Regions from separate parts of the Mus musculus genome. Here region 1 is linked to region 2. Evidence: chromatin loops called from intact Hi-C (ENCODE). Cell type or tissue: left cerebral cortex. All regions are shown on one strand. Each heading gives the region's core, and the rest is flanking DNA. Links, peaks and the distances in the headings are about the cores only.

What was found. A loop is a pair of places that touch in the nucleus more often than their neighbours do. Peaks named below come from ENCODE experiments on the same cell type or tissue, not always from the same donor. Only the 100,000 strongest peaks of a DNase experiment are listed, where the experiment ranks them.
Region 1: a loop joins it to region 2, with 4 times the contacts of the local background. A loop is called at or near these places in 3 of 42 quality-filtered maps.

What each region holds. Positions count from the first base shown.
Region 1 is chr15:21,534,393-21,539,787 of GRCm38, forward strand. Cdh12 (cadherin 12) reads left to right here. Exons shown (of 12, transcript NM_001008420.2): 7 at 3,025-3,278. Among named protein-coding and RNA genes, the nearest start is that of Gm25101, 420 kb to the left of the region's middle. In left cerebral cortex, for the core only: a CTCF peak has its summit at 2,681 (motif pointing right); no DNase peak of the experiment used is centred there.
Region 2 is chr15:20,117,365-20,122,759 of GRCm38, forward strand. No RefSeq gene overlaps it. Among named protein-coding and RNA genes, the nearest start is that of Gm25976, 65 kb to the right of the region's middle. In left cerebral cortex, for the core only: a CTCF peak has its summit at 2,359; a DNase peak (open chromatin) is centred at 2,467.

The sequences.
Region 1 (5,395 bases), core at 174-5,173, 1.4 Mb after region 2:
CATTGCTTCCTTGAAAGTGTGCCTTTCTAATGACGATTAAGACTTTCTAGACTCTGCATGGTAGAATCTTGTTAATGCAGGATACAGTTTTTGAGAGTGCTCACCTTACTGTGTTGATGAAAAGATACATGTCCTTTATAAATTTGTTTTTGTCACTTATTATGAGTGCCCAAGTCCTCATAAGTAACATCTTAGAAAACAGCCACAAGCTACCTTCAAAAAAAAAAAAAAAACAAAAAAAAAAAACAAAAACAAAAACAAAAAACCTCACCCATTATGTCAAAGGCTCAATTCTATGTCAACATTTTAAAGACCATACTTATATTTGTATAATTTGCCTTCCCTTAAAACTCAGTGCCTTGTTTGTTGACATGCTTTCAAATTCACATGCTATGCCTACTCTCAGTCTTGGACTACTAAACACAGATGTTGGGGGCCCTTGGAGAACACTTAGTAACGATAATAAAAATAAAATATTAAAATAATAATAAGTGGAAACACTTCTGCATTTTGTCCTCCAGAGATATTGATTTTCAAATTCATAAAAACATCAATAAATGGAGTCTATCCATTTCTATATAACATTATGTAGAAGCAGGAACTTTGAGAGTCCCTGGGGGATGAGTCACCTAATATTTACATTTAATACATCCTCTGAAGTGAGAGAAAACACCTGCACACTCTGCTCTTCATTGTTGTGGCTATTCTGCTCCTAGGCAAAAAAAGAATGTAAACAGGAAGAGTCACTACAATAATGTAGCTTGCCTAACTCTTCTTCTTTCAAATTCAGAGTGATATTAAATGTACATTTTTATAGAATTAAAATTTTGAATTCTTATTGCATAGCTCCCTACAATATTGTCTTCCCCTCTAGCTGAGGTAAGTAACATATTGCTCACCAAGGAGACAGGAATTCCTCACTTAAGCCATGTTTTACCAATCATTTCCCTTCTCTTCTATAATCTTTATGTTCTAATGGTCTGTGAATGGTGTTAGAAGGTTCTCTATTTATTGTGGGAGAATTATATTCACTCAACTTCTCAGAAATATTCAGTTTTCAAAGATTCTGAGCCAGTCAATGTCATCTGTACTTCTTTTACACACTAGCATTTTATTGTGATTATTAGCAAGTGAAGCTCCTTATCTCCAATTTAAGATAGCAGTAAGATTAGTGATTTGTTAAATGCAAGGAAAGAGCCAACTGATGATTCTACCAGCTTTTGCTGAGATGCTTCCTTTTCTCAGGAGAGATTGCTTAAGGGTCAGGGTCACCAAAAAGGAGCTCTGTCTTGTATATTACTGTGATGTTTCTCTGAAAGTTTTTCTTCAAGACAATGATCATTGCTGGATGTAAGTTTTCAGTTGCAAAACAAATCTCTAGGTACAAATAGGTTCTCCCCAATGCACTCCCAACTCTTAAACTTGACCACTTAATCTTTGCCAACTGTGTTAGGAGAAGAGTTCATAAAAGCCAGAGACAAGACTGTCTTCAAAAATGATGTATAATAAATAAAAAAGGGAAAGAAATGTAGAATTGCCTTCTCTGGCCATTACCTTGAAACTGACATACTGGTAGGGAGCCAAATTCATCCATTCTTTTACTGCAAAGTAAAATAATTAATTTTAAGGCTTGTCTGGAAGGAATTTTTATAATCGTGCAAATGTAGACATATCAATGGGTAGGAGAAATCGGGGAGAGAGATGAGGTGGAAGTGGTGCACATGACTGCATCCTAAGACACAACAACTCATTCTAAGATACACGACAGCTTTTTCTAAATATGTTGAAAGTAAAGAGATAGGAAGTATCAAATGTCATACCATATATCATGAATTTCTTCCTTATAAATTACAGTTGAATTCTTATATGTTACTCCAACACATTTACTCCCTAGGAAGACCTTTCAGATATTTGAAAATGTGTGCTTACCTTTCCTTGTGTTTATTGATTCAAGCTAAGCCTTATCATAAATGCAGCGTTTTCTTCATTCTTCATTGGCTCACTTGGATTATACTATTATATATTAAACTGCTCTTAAAGTCTAGATCCTCAAGCGTCAGCCATCCAAGCTCTGGGATGGTTACTCTGTAACCAAACAAAGCAGCTTCCCCCACAATGCTGAGTGTGATCCACCACACTGGCCATCACAGCATAGGGAGCTGAGACAGAAGGCTTGTCAGCTCAGGGCCAGCTTAAGCAACATAATGTGAGCCTCTGTCAACTCAACTCATTCCTCCAAACAAAGTATCTCATTGCTACAGTTATCCTAGCCAATAAAGTGTTCAGATATGGAGATGAAAGAACTGATATTTAGAGGTAGGAAAATATATCTACACAGAGCATCAGTGCATATGGACAAATTAACTTCCACTGTTACTTCCAATGTCTTCTGTAACTTAGCAATATGTTTCAGGTCATAATTCTTTCTGCTGTTTTCTGACAATGTACTGCAGCATGCATTAATTTTTTGCATTATTCTTGGAATGCAAACAACTGTAATTACCCAACCTACTGACTTTTACTCACTCTTTCTAGATAAAAATACCAGAGCATTGAGGACCTTTAAGAAAAAAATGGTAATAGGGGAAAAATAAGAAAAGGGAATATCTAACATTGTATGTGATCCTGAAATCTAAATAATCAAACAATTTCTCTGTTGCTCTACTCTTTCGATCTTTACTTCTGTCCAGTAGATGTCAGTATTGGATAAAAGCATAATAATGTCTTCCTCACTGTTTGCACATTGCCTAGTAGGACATGAGTAGCCCTGTCTACTTTGATGTGTAGATGTAGATTTTGTCAGTTCTGTGTATTAAGATAATTAACATTGCAGGTTTCTTCTACATCCCGTTTATCTTTAATGTTCTTAAATATTTACTTTCACTTTCTCTACTCTGTATTCTTAGAAGAAAAGCTGAAACGTGTAATTAATTAGAAGCAGCTGGCAGATTGCTTAGAAGCAATGTTCACCATTTTCTGCCCAGATCTATATAATTATAATTTTTCATTTTGTCCTTATTACAGCCTTTAGATTTTGAAACCAAGAAGGCATATACTTTTAAAGTAGAGGCCTCCAACCTTCACCTTGACCACCGCTTTCACTCTGCTGGGCCATTTAAGGATACTGCTACAGTAAAAATCAGCGTGCTGGATGTGGATGAGCCACCAGTGTTCAGCAAACCACTGTACACCATGGAGGTTTATGAAGACACTCCTGTGGGGACCATCATCGGAGCTGTCACAGCACAAGACCTTGATGTGGGCAGTAGTGCTGTTAGGTATGAACAACATTTTTTAAATGCTCCTTAGAAAAACTAAATGAGATCAACAGGAATTAGCAAACTCAATTATTAAAGGTGCTGCCAAGGAATAGTGGTAGATCATGTGCCACAAAATTTAATTACTTCTTATTAGTGTGATGGTAAAGTATTGCCATAGAAATTCAATACAAACAACCAATGTAATTACTTACAATACTGGTCACAATGTTGCAATTCTGGGTATGTCCCTCAAACTGACTAGTCATTTGTTTTTTCATTTGTAAAAAGGACTGAGCAAAATAACTTCAAAGAATGATGCCAAAGAGTAGTGATATCAAGGTACTACCACAATACATGAATTAGTTTGACATAGTTTGCACTTTCTTTAAAAATCTATGTCCTGCTACCCCATGTTGATTTTGAAAATGAGGTAGTTGTAAGATTCACATATTGGAACCTATTGATCCACTGTAATAGCATAATATACTGTGTTTGATATGGTGTGTGAATGGTTGCATAGTAGCAAGTGTGAGTGACCAATTTAAGAATACGAGCTTTTTTTTTTTTTTTTTTTTTTTTTTTCCTACCTTGCAATGTTGAGAATTGAAACTAGGCCCCTGTACTCAATAAACAAGTAATTCACTGCTGAAATAAATCTCTGCATCTAAAGGGGGAGTTCTAAAGCAAAGTGACTGTGCTAACAGAGGAAAATAGACATAACTGTTACAATTGTTTTTCATATGAAAACCAATTTAATGGTAGTCTTTGCCCAATGATTGCATATGATTTCAGAAATAGGACCAGGAGTCTGTATGGTTTTTCTTCTTTTAGTCATCTGAATCCATTCCCCAAAGTTGCATATTTAGTTTAGCTTTCTCTGAAAATGTACCCCATGAGGACTTAAGATAACTTTATTTTTCACAGTACTGGATACTGCAAAGTTTAAGATACAAGGGCTCGTAGAACTTGCTTCTGATAAATTACTTTATTCTTATGCAAATTGTTACTTTTTTTTTGCTGGAATCTATACAAGGAAAGAAATTAGAGTTCTTCATGGTTAATTTTGCACAGGCATAAATCATATTATAAGGGATACTTTAGCATCAAATAATAGCTCTCAGAGGATGCAAATCTTCATTTGGACTGGGGAATTTCAATTCACGATTCTGTTATGGAAGTAGACACAGGTATCCCACACTTAACATTATATTCTAGACCACTGACTTTCTTTGCCTTTTCACATATCAAATAAAGTTACCTCAATCAAACAGCACTCAAAGGCTTAAATGATTCCATTGCTAACATAAGAGTTTAACATTTAGTGTCTCCCCTCAATAGCCTCTACCAAAGACACAGGAGTTTCCTTGTCAGATCCACTGTAGCGAAGTTCTTTGTAGTAGTGATTCTTTGAAACTAAATTAGTTATGTGATTTTAAAATATGTGCCATGTCAGTGATAGACCAGATTGTAACTTTCCATATAAGAAAGAGAGAATGAAAGAACAGTGGTGTCTATACAGTTCTAAATGATAGCAGGGGAACTCCACTCAAGTTGAAGCTTTATTAAAAATGATTTCTCTCTAGGTCAGGGCTTCATCTTACAGATCCACTGAGTGTGGAGTCTTCTATATCCGTTAGAATGATACACAATTCATATAACTGTAAATCCAGTGTCCACACTGTGGAGTTCTTACTCATCCTCACCTATCCAAATAGGTAAAAACTGCAGAATATTGACTACCTCTAGCCACTTGTATTAGCTTGTTTTTTGGCACATACTGCCACTATTTCACAAGCAAACGTGCTTCTCATGTCCCATGATGCTGACTCATGAGTAATTATTTCAGTGATTTGGCACTTTTTAAGAAGTCTAAAATTGCTCCTGCAATTTTCGCATTTCTCTGTTTTCCTTAATCCATCAGCCAGTGGGTCTTGTGTAGCATTTCTATTGCTGTCTCCAATTGTCATGATGGATAAAATCTTTTGTTCTATGTCAAGCAATTGTTAATGTGTATTTGAAATAATAACCCTAATATATTTTCTGAACATTCATTTTTGTCATATTTCTTTCTTTTTGTAATATACAAAAACTAATGTACTTCAAATTTTAGTATTCTGATATACTTTTGATTAACA
Region 2 (5,395 bases), core at 150-5,149:
GTATATATTCTGTTTGCTCTTGGAAACAGATTGGTAAGTAAGAAAAATCTGTTTCTCTGAAAAATTTGGTTTTTATGAAAATATGAATTCATATGGCATTACCTTTACTGAATAGTGTTTCTTGTACTAAGAAATATCTTGTGACTCAGTTCCTTTTTGTGTCTATCAATCACTTAGGTTAAAGATAACACCATGGTCTTCCAGGACTTGATTACCACATCTGTAGTAGTTTATGATAAATCACATTTATACATAATACAGGGAGTGAGTATATTAACCATGATAGCTTTCCATGTTCCTGGTGAATAATCTATCACTGGCATATTTGATAAAAGAACACTGTACCACATTTCAAACATGTCATATTACTGACTATAAACAGAAGTTTAAAATTTATAGTTAACATCTAAACTAGCAGTCCCATTGCTGAAGAGAACACATTCCATTATTTTTGAAGAGCTAACAAAAAGCAATTCTGCTTTAATGTGAGCTAGTGTTTTCCTTGCTGTCTTTGTTCATTTAGTAATGTAAAATATTCCTAAAATTTTGAAATATATACATGTATCATTCTCTGGATAATATTGTATGCAAGCCAGTAAGGAACATCCCTCCATGGCCTCTGCATCAGCTTCTGTTTCCTGACTTGCTTGAGTTCCAGTCCTGACTTCCTTTGGTGATGAACAGCAGTATGGAAGTGTAAGCTGAATAAACCCTTTTCTCCCCAACCAGCTTCTTGGTCATGATGTTTTGTCCAGGAATAGAAACCCTGACTAAGACACACAGATATTCAATTCATATCAAGAAATGGGCAACATCACTGAAAGGAAACTTTCACAAATTAGGATAAAATTTACAAGCATTCTTTGATTTAATCAACACAGATTGTCAAGAAATATTATTAATTGTGACAGTCATTTCATTATTATGAGAAATAACTTATAGAAGAAGCTCAGGAGGCTTGGTGATAGCAAAGTCATTGCCACACTTGTCCTACAAACAAGTAGACCTATGCAGGTCCTCACCATCACATAAAAAAAAGTCAGACATGGAAAGAAAAATGCTCACTGACAAATGGAAGGTTGAGAATTTGCATACTGCTGTATGCTGGCCAGCCAGTCAATGTGAATATGTGAGCTCCAGGTTCATTGGAAGGCACCATATTTATTATCCTTTCCTAAACCTGAATCTTCCTTTTGTACTTAATACATAACATGCCTGAAAGAAATTAATTTTATATGTAGTTTCTTCATTTCCAAAGATATGTATTTATTTATTTATTTAAAATGATCCAATCTGTCCTTTTTTATGTTTAGTCTTTATTGAACCTTCACAAAATCAACAAACTCTTCTCCCACTGATGCCCAACAAGGCCATCCTCCATTCTTGCCTACAAGAGAGCTTTTTAAATCCCACCATTATCAGCCTAACTTTTTCCCATTAGTATTTTAAATATATTGTATTATGTTCAGAGACTGTCATGTTTCTTCTGCTGTCAAGTGAATTGGACATTTCCATAGATCACTCCATTCTTTCAGCTTAGAGCTGTGAGAATCTTCTTTTTGTTTTTCTATTTATGAAAATGAAACTCTGTTAGGTTGCTTTTGCCTGATGATGTTTGGCCCTGCATGCCTGTAAACTAGCATTGTTCTCTAGGTGTCAGAATATTTCTATAACTTTTTTTTTATAATCTACTTACTTCTTTGCATTCTCCAGTTATGTGCTCCGGATTATTAACTTTGAGCCCTCTCCTGTAATACTAGAATTCCTCTTTCTTTATTTTAAACTCTTCCTTTTTGTTCTCCTCACCATGTGAACTGAGTTTTCAACTAGTCTGTCTTCCTTTTCTAGAATATTTGGATTTTTCATTTTTGGAAATTCACTAAATTTTCATTTAAATTTTCAGATTGATTTATTTCTGCCACAGGTGTTCATGATTGAATTTATTTGATTCATTTATTTTATGTTCTCTCTTGATTTGACTAATGAGTACTTTTCCTCACTGTCATTTGATTCTTATTGATTATTCTTCATGATAGATATTTTACATTCTTTAGGATTTTTCTACACTTTTCTTTTTTTTTTTTCCACTGCATTTCAATTAGTTGAGTTCATGGTTTATTCAAAGCTTCCTATCCTTGACATTTGAAATCATCTAAGACGTAACAAATATCTTTCTTTTTTTTTAATCCCAGCATTCCCAAATAACATTTCCTTATACCTCTATCCTCAGTTATTTTAGACAAAATTCTTTTTCCCCCTAAAAGTGAAGTTACCTCCATTATCCCAACAAGTGTAGATGTACAAGGCTGGATTTCCTGGGTGTGAATTACCAATGTGATATTACTGTTTAAACACCAGAGGGTGATCCAAGTCCAAGTTTGCTTCAAATTCTTTTTAACATGTTCTGAATAAGCTTGAGAAGTTAGTCTGGTTATTTTCTGGAAAGCTTAGTCTTTTTTCCAAAATTTTCTTCTTCAAAAATACATAGGCACAGATTTCTGACCAACTCGTGATAGAATCACCAGCAAGAATGTGCTGCAGAAGCCTGTGCCATGGATCTGTCCATTTCCTTCTGTGTCTTCCTGACTCCATTGGCCAAAGATGTCTTGGACAACTCTGAGGACTCAAATTACAATAGGCTGTACATTCGTGACATGTACTAAGACTCATGGCAGTTTTCATAAGACAATAGCAATGCTTATAGGCAGTGAAGCATAAACACTCATTCATCTTACTCTAGAGATACCCAGAGACGCCATAGGTAGGTAGACCATGGAATGGAATTCACTGAGATCACTACAAGGTTAGGTTTAATCACCCCAGAACCAAGTTCCTGGACAAAACCTTGTGCTTTCACTATTTCCTGCAAGCAGTGAATGAGTTTCCTTGACCCTGTACTTTCAAAAGGTGGTATTGTGTTAATGAAGTGTCCATTGGCATCTATGCTTTCTATAACTCGGTTGATACTAAGTCTCCTAGACAGAAGGGCTTTCAGAGTTTCAAATGTGTATCAAGATCAATACCACTGTCACTAGTGCTGTTGGCACAAACAGCTAGGGCAAGTAACCCAAATTATGTTTGAAATGCTTGAGAGTCCCAAATTTAAGCACTGACTTGGAAGTCAAACCCTGCCTAGCTTAAGGTTAGCTGATGGTGATGGAGATAGCATTTTGACCTACTGAAGCTTAGTTGGGTACACTCTTACAGAAATGTACCTAGCCTTAGGTAGGAGATTAGTGTCTGATGTAGTCTTAACTCATCTCCGTGAACAACAAAAGCAATAATCTTAGTGTTTTCAAATAATGTTCATGCCTCTGACTTATGGTAGGATAGATCTGGAATCTCAATTTGTGAGCTCTGGAATAAAACCTTTATTTTCTATCTGGCATATGGTTTTATTCTATAGCAGATCTGATAATAACCCCTAAGACAGAGACCTAAAGATTACGGAGGATTTCTTCATCTTAATTAGAGACTTTGTATCTTTACAAAAGAAACTCAGAGAAGATGATGAAGGCAAACTATTCACTGCCTGGTTAGCACAGTTATAAAAGCTCTCACCAGTGATCTTTGCTAGCAGTATATCATGAGACCCTAGTAACTGACTTTCACCATTGTAAATTGGTGTCATTTCAAATCTAAGGCTTGCATTTATTTTTTCCTGGACGCACAAGCAGGAGGTATTTGTCTGTACTCGGCTGCATGGAGTTGGGAGAGGAAGTGTGAACATATATGTAGGTATTATGGTTTCTCCCCTACTTCTTTTATTTCTTGCAAAGGTAGTTGGATGTATTTGTTTGTATACAGTGAATCAACTTGTATTGAATTTGCTTTGTGGTCAGTGAGAAAATTTCAGAACTCCTTTATTAATTTCTCATCTTCTGGATTTCCTTGAGAAACTACTTCTTAAATTTCTCTTTTGTACTATTCTTTTAAAAAAAATTAAGTGGTCAATTTTGATATATATATATATATATATATATATATATATATATATATATATATATATATATACATGTGCGTGTGTGTGTGTATAATTTCATTTTGAATTGAAATAAAACATGCAGTATATTCTCATCAGATGTTTCATATATAAGTACTGTATATGCACCATTTCCTACACTGCCTTTTCCTCCTTTGCCCTCTAACCTAACTTGGATTCATTATCTAGAACACAATTACTATTTTTTCAATTTTTATTACATATTTTCTTCGTTTTCATTTCAAATGCTATCCTGAGCATCCTCTATACGTTCTCCCTGCCCTGCTCCCCTACCCACCCACTCCCACATCTTCCACTAGCAGCCTTTGGATGAAGACATAGAACTCTCAGCTCCTCCTGTGCCATGCCTGCCTGGATACTACCATGCTCCCACCTTGATGATAATGGACTGAACCTCTGAACCTGTAAGCCAGCCCCAATTAAATGTTGTTTTTTATAAGACTTGCCTTGGTCATGGTGTCTGTTCACAGCAGTAAAACCCTAACTAAGACAGAACCCTAACTAACATATTCGTTGGGCAATTTATAATTCTTTCCATCATATTTACACTTTTAGAAGATATTCAGATATATTAGATAATTTCAGGTTAAGAATAAAACACTGTAAAAATATCCTTTGCACTACTAAAAGATATCAGTAGAACAATCATAGTTCAATACAGTAGCTCTTCTTCAATTTTATAACTGTAACATCTAGTCATTACCACTTACCAACTAATTAAAATCCTGTCAAAAAGATTTTTTATGACACCATTCTTGGGGTACAACTATTCCTTTTTACTAAACCTGGGTATGTTTTCCTTTTCCCTTTGATCTGTGTTTGGGTCCCAAGGGAAATGAATAGATGATCATACACTTCAATGAGTAATTGTTACTTCTTGTATAAACTTGGCAATGAGTCTTCAGAATTTTGTGAATTTAAGGAGTGTCCAGTTCTTTGTAACTGGGCTTTCAGAATGTTACTAATTTCTCTTCTCTTCCTAAGAATAATGTTTTAATTCATAGGAAATGGCTACACAAACAATGTTAGATGGAATTGGGCAAGAATTTCTTAGATAAAAAAAGATATGACTGAAGAAATTCTCCTCAAATAAAATACCAATTTCTTCAAGAAAATTATAGGCCGAGGTTGGCTCATTGTCTAGTCTTGACTCTCATCCGCTCATATACTCACCTTTTTAAAAGTTGGTTTAATATTTATTTTGCAAAGAAATTCCAGATAAATTAGCACTTATAGTAGCACAGTGAGGTATTTCTTATTCTTTACAGATTTCTACAATATGGTAGCAACATAAACATAAAATTTGCCTCACATTTAGCATAAGTGACAATTAAATGTGGGCTAATAAAGTGCACCAAAGAGCATAATAACTTCATTGTTTTTTATGCTATG